2 separate regions of the Mus musculus genome follow, and region 1 is linked to region 2. Evidence: chromatin loops called from intact Hi-C (ENCODE). Cell type or tissue: left cerebral cortex. All regions are shown on one strand.

The links. Hi-C counts contacts between places; a loop is a spot of excess contacts. Peaks named below come from ENCODE experiments on the same cell type or tissue, not always from the same donor. Only the 100,000 strongest peaks of a DNase experiment are listed, where the experiment ranks them.
Region 1: a loop joins it to region 2, with 5 times the contacts of the local background. A loop is called at or near these places in 7 of 42 quality-filtered maps.

The regions. Positions count from the first base shown.
Region 1 is chr14:65,850,170-65,855,169 of GRCm38, forward strand. It overlaps Ccdc25 (coiled-coil domain containing 25), which reads left to right. Exons shown (of 9, transcript NM_145944.5): 4 at 1,448-1,499; 5 at 3,933-4,008. Among named protein-coding and RNA genes, the nearest start is that of Ccdc25, 15 kb to the left of the region's middle. In left cerebral cortex, no CTCF peak of the experiment used is centred here; no DNase peak of the experiment used is centred here.
Region 2 is chr14:66,139,669-66,144,668 of GRCm38, forward strand. Chrna2 (cholinergic receptor, nicotinic, alpha polypeptide 2 (neuronal)) reads left to right here and starts at 1,292. Exons shown (of 7, transcript NM_144803.2): 1 at 1,292-1,337; 2 at 2,476-2,618; 3 at 3,689-3,840; 4 at 4,253-4,297. The coding sequence starts at 2,546. In left cerebral cortex, no CTCF peak of the experiment used is centred here; no DNase peak of the experiment used is centred here.

The DNA of each region.
Region 1 (5,000 bases), 290 kb before region 2:
ACCTTGTTAGGAACAGTACCCACTAAAGTTAACAGGGTCGCAGTGTCTGTCAGTTGTGCATAGCCTTGGTCATTGTTGATGCTTAAATTCTAGACCCATCTCTGTGCTGCAAAGTGAATCAGCTTTATTTAGCTAATTATATGAATGAAAAATGTCACATCAGTTTTAAAAGATTGCATTAAATTGATGTACGATAAGAACCCCATCTTAGTTAGGGTTATAATTGCTGCAATAAAACTCTATGACCAAAAGCAGCTTGGGGAAGAGTTTCTTTCAGTTACAGTTCAGTATAACATTCACCATCAAAAGCAGTGAGGACAGGAACCTGGAGGCAGGAGCTGATGCAGAGGACATGGAGGAGTGCGCTTACTGGCTTCCTCAGCCTGCTTTCTTATAGAACCCAAGACTACCAGCCCAGAGGTGGCCAAACCCACAATGAGCTGGGCCCTCCCACATCAATCACTAGTTAAGAAAATGCCCTACAGGCTTACTGCCTACAGTGCCATCTTTTGGAGGCATTTTCTCAATTGAACTTCTGATGACCATAGCTTGTGTCAAATTGACATAAAACTAATCAGTACAAACTCTAAAGAAAAGTGAATTTAAGAATTTAATTAAAGCATTAGGAGGCAGAGGCAGGAGGTTCTCTGTGGATTCAAAGTTAGTTCAGTCTACATAGCAAGAACCAGGACTTTGTAATGAGGCCCTACTTCAAGGGAAAAGGGGGTGGGGTGTGCTGTGGGGCATTCCAAATGATTTCCAGACAGTTTCAGTACCATAGAGACTATGTTCATCCAGGGATGTGTGTTGATATCATCATCAGTGTGTGTGTGGCAGGGTGTGAGGTTGGAAGAATTCTTAGTCTGCTTCATCTGGTTCATTTAATGATGTAGCCTGTTTAGTGAGCTAACTTTTCTGATTCTGCACTCGATACTTGGTCTTGATTGTTCTGCCATCACTTGAAACCTGGAGGTATCAGAAACCATGTTGTCCTCTTCTCCAGACTGCAGTCCTGCAAAGCTCCCAGGTGGGCAACACAGTGGGCTTTCACTGACGTCTTCCATCCTTTCTCATCTGAAATTCTCGCCCTGTTTTCCTTCTTGGCCTGTGCTTTGGTCGGGTCAGCCAAATCTCAGCTCTTCCACAAAGCCTTTGGTCACTGATAGCTCTTCTTGTTGCTTGAAGCTGCAGTCTACCCAGGATGTTTCATAGTTATTATCTGACTCACCTTGGCTCATAGCCAGGCACAGCTACACAGCTCTCAAGTTTGTCTTGCCTCTCCAGGTTGCTGGGCAGCCTTTGGCGATGGTGACTGTCTGATACTCTCCATAGAGCTTCACGTGTGATAAGTCCCCGAGAATACTGTCTTGGAATGAGATGCTTTCAGTGCAAGTGGCTGAAGACATGGTTGTCTTGTTGTTGCTAAAAGTGGTTTCCTTCTTTGTAGGTTTCACGTGGACAAACTCTCTTCGGCCCATGTGTACCTACGATTACAAAAGGTAACTGAATGTAAGCGTGAGTTCATGACCTTCCCTTTATAGATGAACATCATATATTCTTTTTGTGTGATTAAGTTGCTTAAATAATAAATGTGTTCAAAGTCATAAAGATTAGTTAGTAAATGTCTTCCTCCTATCTAGAAATTGTTATGGAAAATTCTGGATGATTTCCCAGGTGGAAGCCCTGCCTTGTCTAGCCAGCTCGGTGCATTACCTATCCCCTCTGCTTGTGTCCCCCTCAGTTCATCTGATGCTGACGTCTATTTCTAGTGGCTGCTTCTCCGACACACTCAGTTCACCTGGCTCACGAGGGCACTTGTTCCCCTTATCAGAGTGTCTTTGGACAGTCTAAAACACGGTGGCGATGCAGGAACGAAGAGTTCATGTGCCCTGGGAACGCAGCACCACTATTTCTTTCTAACTTGCTTGTATCTGTATTTTCAATAGTTAAACTACATAGTATGTATTATGTTTTAAAAAATATGTACTTTGGACTTACAGGGTTTTAGAACGTTACAAAGGTCAAATGACTTCCCTGCTGCTGCTAGCATCTCACATTACATGGCGGGGATCTCAAACAGCAGGCCAACTAAGTTCTGGAGTTGATTTGAGCAGTTTTCCCATTAATGTCTCTACCTCCTGAGTGCTAGATTGAAAAGCATGTGCCGCCATGCCCAGTCCAAAAAAGTTTTTAATAAAGTTTTGCTGTGAAGACCTGGTCAGGAACCTGCTAAGTAGAGCAGGCTGGCCTTGAACTTGTGATCCCCCTTCGGAATGCTGGGATTACAAGCACACATGACAGTAACTTATAACATGAGATCTCTTAAATCTGAGCTGCAGCCTCTGGCAGCGTTCCTTGCCCTCAAGTTGTATGGTGGGTCGCACCTGTTGTGTGTTCAGAATGGAGGCTGCAGTGAAGTCACTGGGCAACATGGGAAGTGATGCCAGAAGGGTTTGGTTATAAATTAATTTGGGACCACTGTGAGTTTCAGAAACCCGCAGTTGCCAGGTTGTGATACTGCAGCTCAGGCTTTAAGCAGCTGAGAACCCAAGGACAGTGGTGTAACGATTTTTTGATCTTTTGCCTTGTGATTTCCATCCAAAACATTGTTACTGAAAGTTCAGCTCAAGCTGTCATTTCTATTCTGTCTGTACATCTGGGGTGCATTTACACTGTTTAACCTTGGGATACCGACAGCCACAGTAGCCCAGGTTGGTCAGATTACTTTTTAGGGTCGTGGTTTGTAAACTGGATATTATGTTGTTTTCTTGTTTGTTATTTTGATTGCCTGTAGTGAGCTGATAATAGTGGCACAGTTAGTAGGAAAGCTACTTTGTCAGGATTAGATTGTATGCAATTTTTCAGCATTATAAACCCTTATTTAGAAATGCTTATTTGTTTTGAAAGAAAGTATCACTGTTGGCCATGCTGATCCTGAACTCTTGGGTTCAAAAGCCCTTTCTACCTCAGTTTCTGAGTAGATGGGACTGTAGGCAGGCATGCACCACCACACCTGACTTTGGCTTTTTCTTTTTTTTTTTTTTGTCACTGTGGCTGGTTTGGAACTTGCTTTGTAGAACAGCCTGAAATCCTGACTCTGTAGCACATAACTGCCTACTTCCTCCTGTGTAGAAGGGACCAACTCTTCCTTTATTGAGTCATTGTGAAGGTTAGGACCTGGCACATGCTGAAGCTTTGCAGAGTGGCATCTGGCAGGCACTGTGTGCCTTCATTGTGGTTTGAATCCAACACGAAGCGTGACGATGCAGACTCTCCGGCAGTGTTCACTGCTACACGGCCATTTTGGATAGAAAAGCCATGACATTTGGGAGTGTTTTTGGCTCACTGGTGTAAAGTGACTCAAAGCAAACCTGAGTTCCTAGGCTCACTTGTGTGAGCTCGCCCATCCATTGCTGCTTTGCTGCAGCCTCCACTGGCTACTTTATCTTCCCATGGGAGCAGCACAACAGATGAAGAACACAAGAACTTCACCCGGATTTTGGCTGGGAGGTAGACGGCTGGGGAGATATTTGGGATTCAGAGCTCCAGGCCATTATCTGTTTCAAAGGAAGGTTACAGGGACCTCAGCCAGGAAGGTGTCTAGATCTCAGAATGGACACCGTGCCCCCCCCCCCCAAGCTTTCCGGAAATGAATGAGGATGGCAGAAACCACTGAGACACAACTGCAGTTAATATCTTCAACATGGTTTTTAAAATGTGTTGAGTATAGTTTTCTGCTAATGCCTTCTCCTAGTTCAGGTACCATTCTGTGGTGGGTAAATGTCCCTCATCTTTCAGTGCTCTGCAGTCCACCCGGAGAGCCCCTGCTTGTCTGTAAGCCCGTGTCCAGCCGGTAAGGCAGCACATGCCTTGCGAGTGCTCCAGTGGCCATCAGTAACCAAGAGGATTATTTGGTTTATTTTGTGTTGCAGGGAGAGAAGATAGAAGACATTCCAAAGGAGGTTTTGATGGACTGTGCCCACCTTGTGAAGGCCAATAGCATTCAAGGTCAGTTGGCCTAGCATTCCCTTTTTCTATGTTTGGATCATAGTCCATTTTAGTGAGCATGAGTCTGGGGAGAGCAGGAGGAGGAGGAGGCTTGTCAGAGAACTAGATGCTCATATCCCACACCTCTTAGTTTTACTGTCCTTTCTGTCTTGACACTTGACTTTCCCTTTCCTTGAGTAGGAAGTCATCCAGCTCTGCCTAAGACTTTTGGCAACATGGCAGTGTTGATAGCTAAGGAGATGTGTCTGCTGCCATCAGCTGTCAACAGACTGTAAAACTAGAGGGGTTTGGTTCAGTGTTTTGTTGGTTTTTTGTTTTAAATATATTTATATGTGTATGTGTTTTATTTGCATGTATGTCTCTGTGCTATGTGTATGTCTGATGCACTTTGAACCCAGAAGAAGTTGTCAGATTCCCTGGAACTGGGGTTACAGACAATTGTGAGCTACAATGTGGTTGTTAGGAAATTGAACCCAGATCCTCTAGAAGAGCATCCAGTGTTATTAACTGCTGAGCCATCTCCCCAGCCCCTTGTTTGGATATTTTGAACTGGAATCTTGATATGTAGCCCGGGCTAGCATGGAACTCACTGTGTGGCCCAGGCTGGCAACTCACAATTCTCCTATTTCAGCTTCCTGGGTCCTGGAAGTATAGGTATGTTTAACTATTTCAGGTTTAGAGCCAGAGTCTTTGTTTTTTTTTTTTTTTTTTTTTTTTTTGGTTTTTCGAGACGGGGTTTCTCTGTATAGCCCTGGCTGTCCTGGAGCTTACTTTGTAGACCAGGCTGGTTTCGAACTCAGAAATCCGCCTGCCTCTGCCTCCCGAGTGCTGGGATTAAAGGCGTGCGTCACCACGCCCGGCTTAGAGCCAGAGTCTTTAAATCACGCTTTTTCTTTTCTCCTTCTCTCCCATGCTTTTCCTTCATTTAATTTGTGAAGGTTTTGAGTCATTTGACTCTTGTCCTCCTTCCCCACTGACCTGGGTGGTCTGGG
Region 2 (5,000 bases):
TACCTGCACCTGGGCAGCAAAGTAGAGCTGTGCCTGGTTGTGGGTATTGCAGGTGAGTCGCCCTGAGGTCACAAGAGCAGGAGAGCTGGCTTTGCTCCTTGTTGGTGGTGGCATTGGATGACCTAGCCCGGGGCAGGAATAGAAAGCCTGGTGTGTGGTGAGGGAGAGCAGGCAGGCTGGCCAGCTCAGATACCTCTCAGGCCCAGATCAGGGCTTTGACTTGGCCCACCCCAACATCTACCCCATCCATGAACCACTAGAGCCTGCCAAGGGACCCGTCAGACAGATCCAAAACTACAAGATCTCCATCACACAGGCAACGACAGGTTATCCGAGAGGAGTCCCAGGGAGGTTCCGGTATTGATAATGTAGCAGAAGCCAGAGGCCTCAAACCAATGACTCATTGCAATGAACACATGCAAGCACACAAGTGTGGGCAAAGGGTATACTGCAGGACACACCGTGACACAGTGCAGCTTCCAGAAGATTTTTTTTCTTTCCTTTTGTGGTGGGGGGAGGTTGCAAGGGTGGAAGGCAAGTATGAAGGGATGGAGAAATGAGTGGGACTTGGGTACATGATGTGAAATTCACAAAGAACCAATAAAAAGGTTTTGGTTTTTTTTTTTAAGTTAAAAGTGCCTCTCATCTAGGCCCCCAGAGAGCACAGGTGACTGCAGGCACACAGGGGAAAATGTAAAGAAAAGAACAAGCTGGTTCTAATCAATTTCCCTGGAAGTGATCAAGTGGGAGGGCCCATTGTGGGTGGTGCCATCCCTGGGCTGATAGTCCTGAGTTCTATAAGAGAGCAGGCTGAGCAAGAGTTCCATTGTAAAAATATCAGTTGAGACGGCTCTCTCTCTGTGTGTGTGTGTGCAGGATCTGGCTGTGTGGAGAGGTTGAATGTGGTGGTGGTGGGGCTGTGGGTCAGGGGCCGAAAATCTCAAATTTTAATAAGCCTCTGAACTGAAATCTCATGAGCAGGGGGAGGGGTGAGGAGGCTTTTCCACCAAACACACCCTGGAGCTATCAGTTATGGTAGTAAACATGTCCCATACACTGCAGCATGTTGGCGTTCCCCCATTCACTCTTTCTCTACTTGGCATAGACAGTCACTATGTGTTCCCATTGGGTCACAGGGCACTGACATCCACAGAGCAACCCAGTGCCTGGCCCCCCTCCTCAGTGTTCTGGAGCTCACATACAGACTCCTATGACTCCACTGGACTATGAACCTGTTCTGGGAGGTAGGTCATAGCTACCCTACAGATAAGCTGAACTCTCAGAGCTGTTAATGATATGGCCTGGACTCAAAGTCACGCTTGCAGACTCTGGATGGGGTAAGGAACACAGTGCAGGACAGTGACAGTTTGGAGGGGAGACAGCAGCAGCTGGTGGGGCTAGACTCTCGGCTGGGTCACTTGGGACAGTGTAGGATAGACTAAAGGATGAAGATGGGAAAACAGCTTCACAGATCCATTGGTAACAATGATGGTTCCCGATTCCTGCATGAATGTGGCCAGTTCTATGTTTAATTCATCTTCTTACACATATTTGTGAAGCCATTGTTAAGAACACACAATATTAAACTATGAATGGCATTCAGAGTTTTAGGAATGCAGTGTGCCTATCACCATTCCAAAACATCTCAGAATATCCAGAACATTCTCATTACGGTCAAAGGGAAATAACATGTCTGTGCTAAGAGCCAGTGTTCTATCTCTAGTCCATATACACAGGGTACCGCACACGGACATTTGGATATTTAAACTCTGTGTGTGTGTGTCCAGGTGCATGTGTGTGGAGTTGCACATATGTGCACATATGTTCAGAGGCCCCAGCCTCAGATGTTCTTCAGGTGTTGTTTTTATTTTTTAGACAGGGTCTCTCACTGGGACTAGGGCTCAAATGAGTAGGTTTGGCTGGGTGGCCAGCAAGTCCCAGAGGTCACTTGTCAACAGACTCATTCAGTATGTGGCTGGCTTCTCTCACATAGCAAGCTTTTAAAGTCCATTCCAGCAACTGCAAATGTCATGTTAGTACTTGATTCCTTTTGATGCCTTCATTGTTTTGGTATGCTGTCCGTCACTCCATCGCTCAACACTGATGGCATTTGCTTGCCTGCATCTTTGGGTCATTGTCGCTAGTAGTCAAATACTGCTGCTGAACGCCTTGTCCAATGTGGTTAGCCCCACTTTATAGATGAAAAGTTGAGACCACGATGGCAGGGAGGCTAGCACCTTCCTCTGTGAAGGTCAGTCATGTCTTAGCTAGTTAGCTAAGTGGCTAACAATCCAATGGCTCTCAAAAAAAGGGGAAGTCTATCTCCTCCGTGAAGCTGAGCAGCCTAGGTGCCCCATAAACCAGGCAGGCCCATTGACAGCCATTTTCTCGCTTCTAAACCGTTATGGAATACGAAAGACAAAGACACTAGATGTCACATCACTTGGCCCTAAGAGTCTTCCCTTGTTTATTCAGCTGCAGAGAGACAGGGCCTTGAAGAAGCCAGCTCCTTGTAGTCCAACAGAAACCAGGACCCTCTGAAGCCATGGCCCCCTCCCATCCTGCTTTCCAGTTCTGGATACATCTTTATCTCTGGTGTCTGCTTCTGATGCCAGCAGGTGAGTGGGTACCACCACTACCACTAGGACTTCATCGCACCATCGTGTGCCCACAGGCTATAGAGTAGACTCCCCTGAAGGCCAGCTCATATCATTCTCAAGGGTACAGGGGGCACTTAAGGTCATTGGCTGGATGGCCAGCACCACAGGGTGAAGATAAAAGGCTGTTTCAACTCTAGTACTAGCAGCTTTGTTGCCTTAGAATGTCCCAAGCTTCAGAGTTCCTGACCTCAACATGCAAACAGCATCATAGAGCACTCAAGATCACTGTGGGGATGAGGGAAGCTTACACGTAGCACACAGGCTAGGGCAGATAGGTGGGTATGCACACAGTAGCTATGGTCATGGCTGTACTTTCTATTCCAATGGCAGCTGAAGATTTGTCTGGTCTTTTATAAGGTAGTTCTTTGCCTGCTCAGACAGCAGAGCCCCTGAGTGGAGAGAAGTTATTATGCAAAACACAGTGCAAAAGACATAATCAATCCCAGCAGACAGTTTTGCAGAGCTTTGCACAGCTGAAGAGAACTGGTCAGAGCTGATGATTTAAGAACTTAGGGTGGTACCCTGCGTGGGAGATGTTCTCGTGGGCATTAGTAGCTCGTTGTAAAAGTGGATGAAAAGGAAAAAAGATCTCACTGTCAGCCAGGCTCATAGCAGTGGGTGAAGCCCCTCTCAGCCATCTCCCATCACACCACCCCTCCACCCCGCCCCGTCGCCCCATACTACCTGAGGCTCTTTGGTTCTGGCTGAGACTGGTTTCTAGGTCTGAGCTTTTTTTGCTCAGCTGGGGCAACCCTCACTCCCTGACTTAAAGTCAGGAAGACACCAGGAGTATTTGCTGTTTGCCTGATGCGTTATTATGCAAACAGAGTGCCATATTGGTGCTGCGTTAAGCACCAATCTGCGTTAATCTATGGGGTTTGTGATGGGCTTCTTATGTATGTAACCCCTGTACTGAGGCTACATGATGTGGAGTGCTGCCCATTTGATGGGAGGTGAAGGGAAAGCCACAGGCTCACCTCCTTGACTTCATGCAGACTCACTCTTTCTTTTCTGTCCCTATCTCACAGTGTTGGCCCAGCAAGGCTCGCACACCCATGCCGAGGACCGCCTGTTCAAACACCTCTTTGGAGGCTACAATCGCTGGGCACGGCCAGTGCCCAACACTTCCGATGTGGTCATCGTGCGCTTTGGACTATCCATTGCACAGCTCATAGATGTGGTGGGCCTGCCTTTTCATGCTGCACTCCCTTAATCAGCGCCCACCCCACCCCCCCCCGCCCCCAGCCCACACGATCTCTCTCTTGGTCCTCCTTGGATTCAGCTCAGCCCTTCTCCCACCAGCCCTCAAAGCCCACCCTGGACACAGCATGCAGCTACCTTGTTGTGTTGCCATGGTCCCTTTGTTCCCATTCCTTGGAGCCCCCAAGAGCATAGGTTGTCTAAAACACATGTTCAACTCCCCTCCTCTGTGATTGGGTGACCCTGAGGAATCAGAGTACTGGTGACAGGAAGGGTGGCTGGGCTTTGAGTGTCCTATGAGTAGATCCTCAAAGTGCCTCCTATACACTCTGTCTTCTGGGATGGTTCATCAGATACCCCAACTATTTTACTTTCTATCTCTGCTACCCCAGGATGAGAAGAATCAAATGATGACCACCAATGTCTGGCTAAAGCAGGTGAGTCTTCCATAGTAGGAATTGGCAGACTTGTGCAGTCTCCAGACCCTTCTAGGACCCTCATTATCTATCGGCAAGATGCTAAATTCATGGGTCATGATCAGTAGTCACCTAAGAGGTGAGGCAGCTGTGGTACTGCAGGCTGCTCTCTCCGGGGGCTGGCTTTTGTTTGGCCAGTCTCTTACTCAACTGTTCTTTTCACCCACAGCACCAAGGGATGCCTTTCTAGGAACAAGCATCTCATAGTCCCAGGTTTACAAGACAGCTCACTGAATCGGCTCCCTTCATCATAGGACAAGGGGGTACCCAGGTATGCCCAGCTCCAAGGTCCATCTCCTAGGAGTGGCTTAGAGTCTGTGCTACCTGGCAAATGACCCCAGAGCTCACAAGCATAAAGCAATGACCCATTTATCACACATTTGTGGTCTGGTGGTCAGATGGCTTTCTCTGCTTCAAATGGTGACTAAGGTACTTGGCGGCACCTGGCCAGCTGTGGTTAGTGTGTTACTGTCTAAAATGGCTTCCCTTACATCAGCAGTTTTCAATCTCTGGGTCACAGCCTGTTGGCAAACCTCTATCTCCAAAAATATTTACATTATTCTCATAACAGTAGCAAAAGTACAGTTATGAAATAGCAATGACATAGCTTTCTGCTCGGGGGTCATCACAGCACGAGGAACTGTATTAAAGCACTGCAGCATTA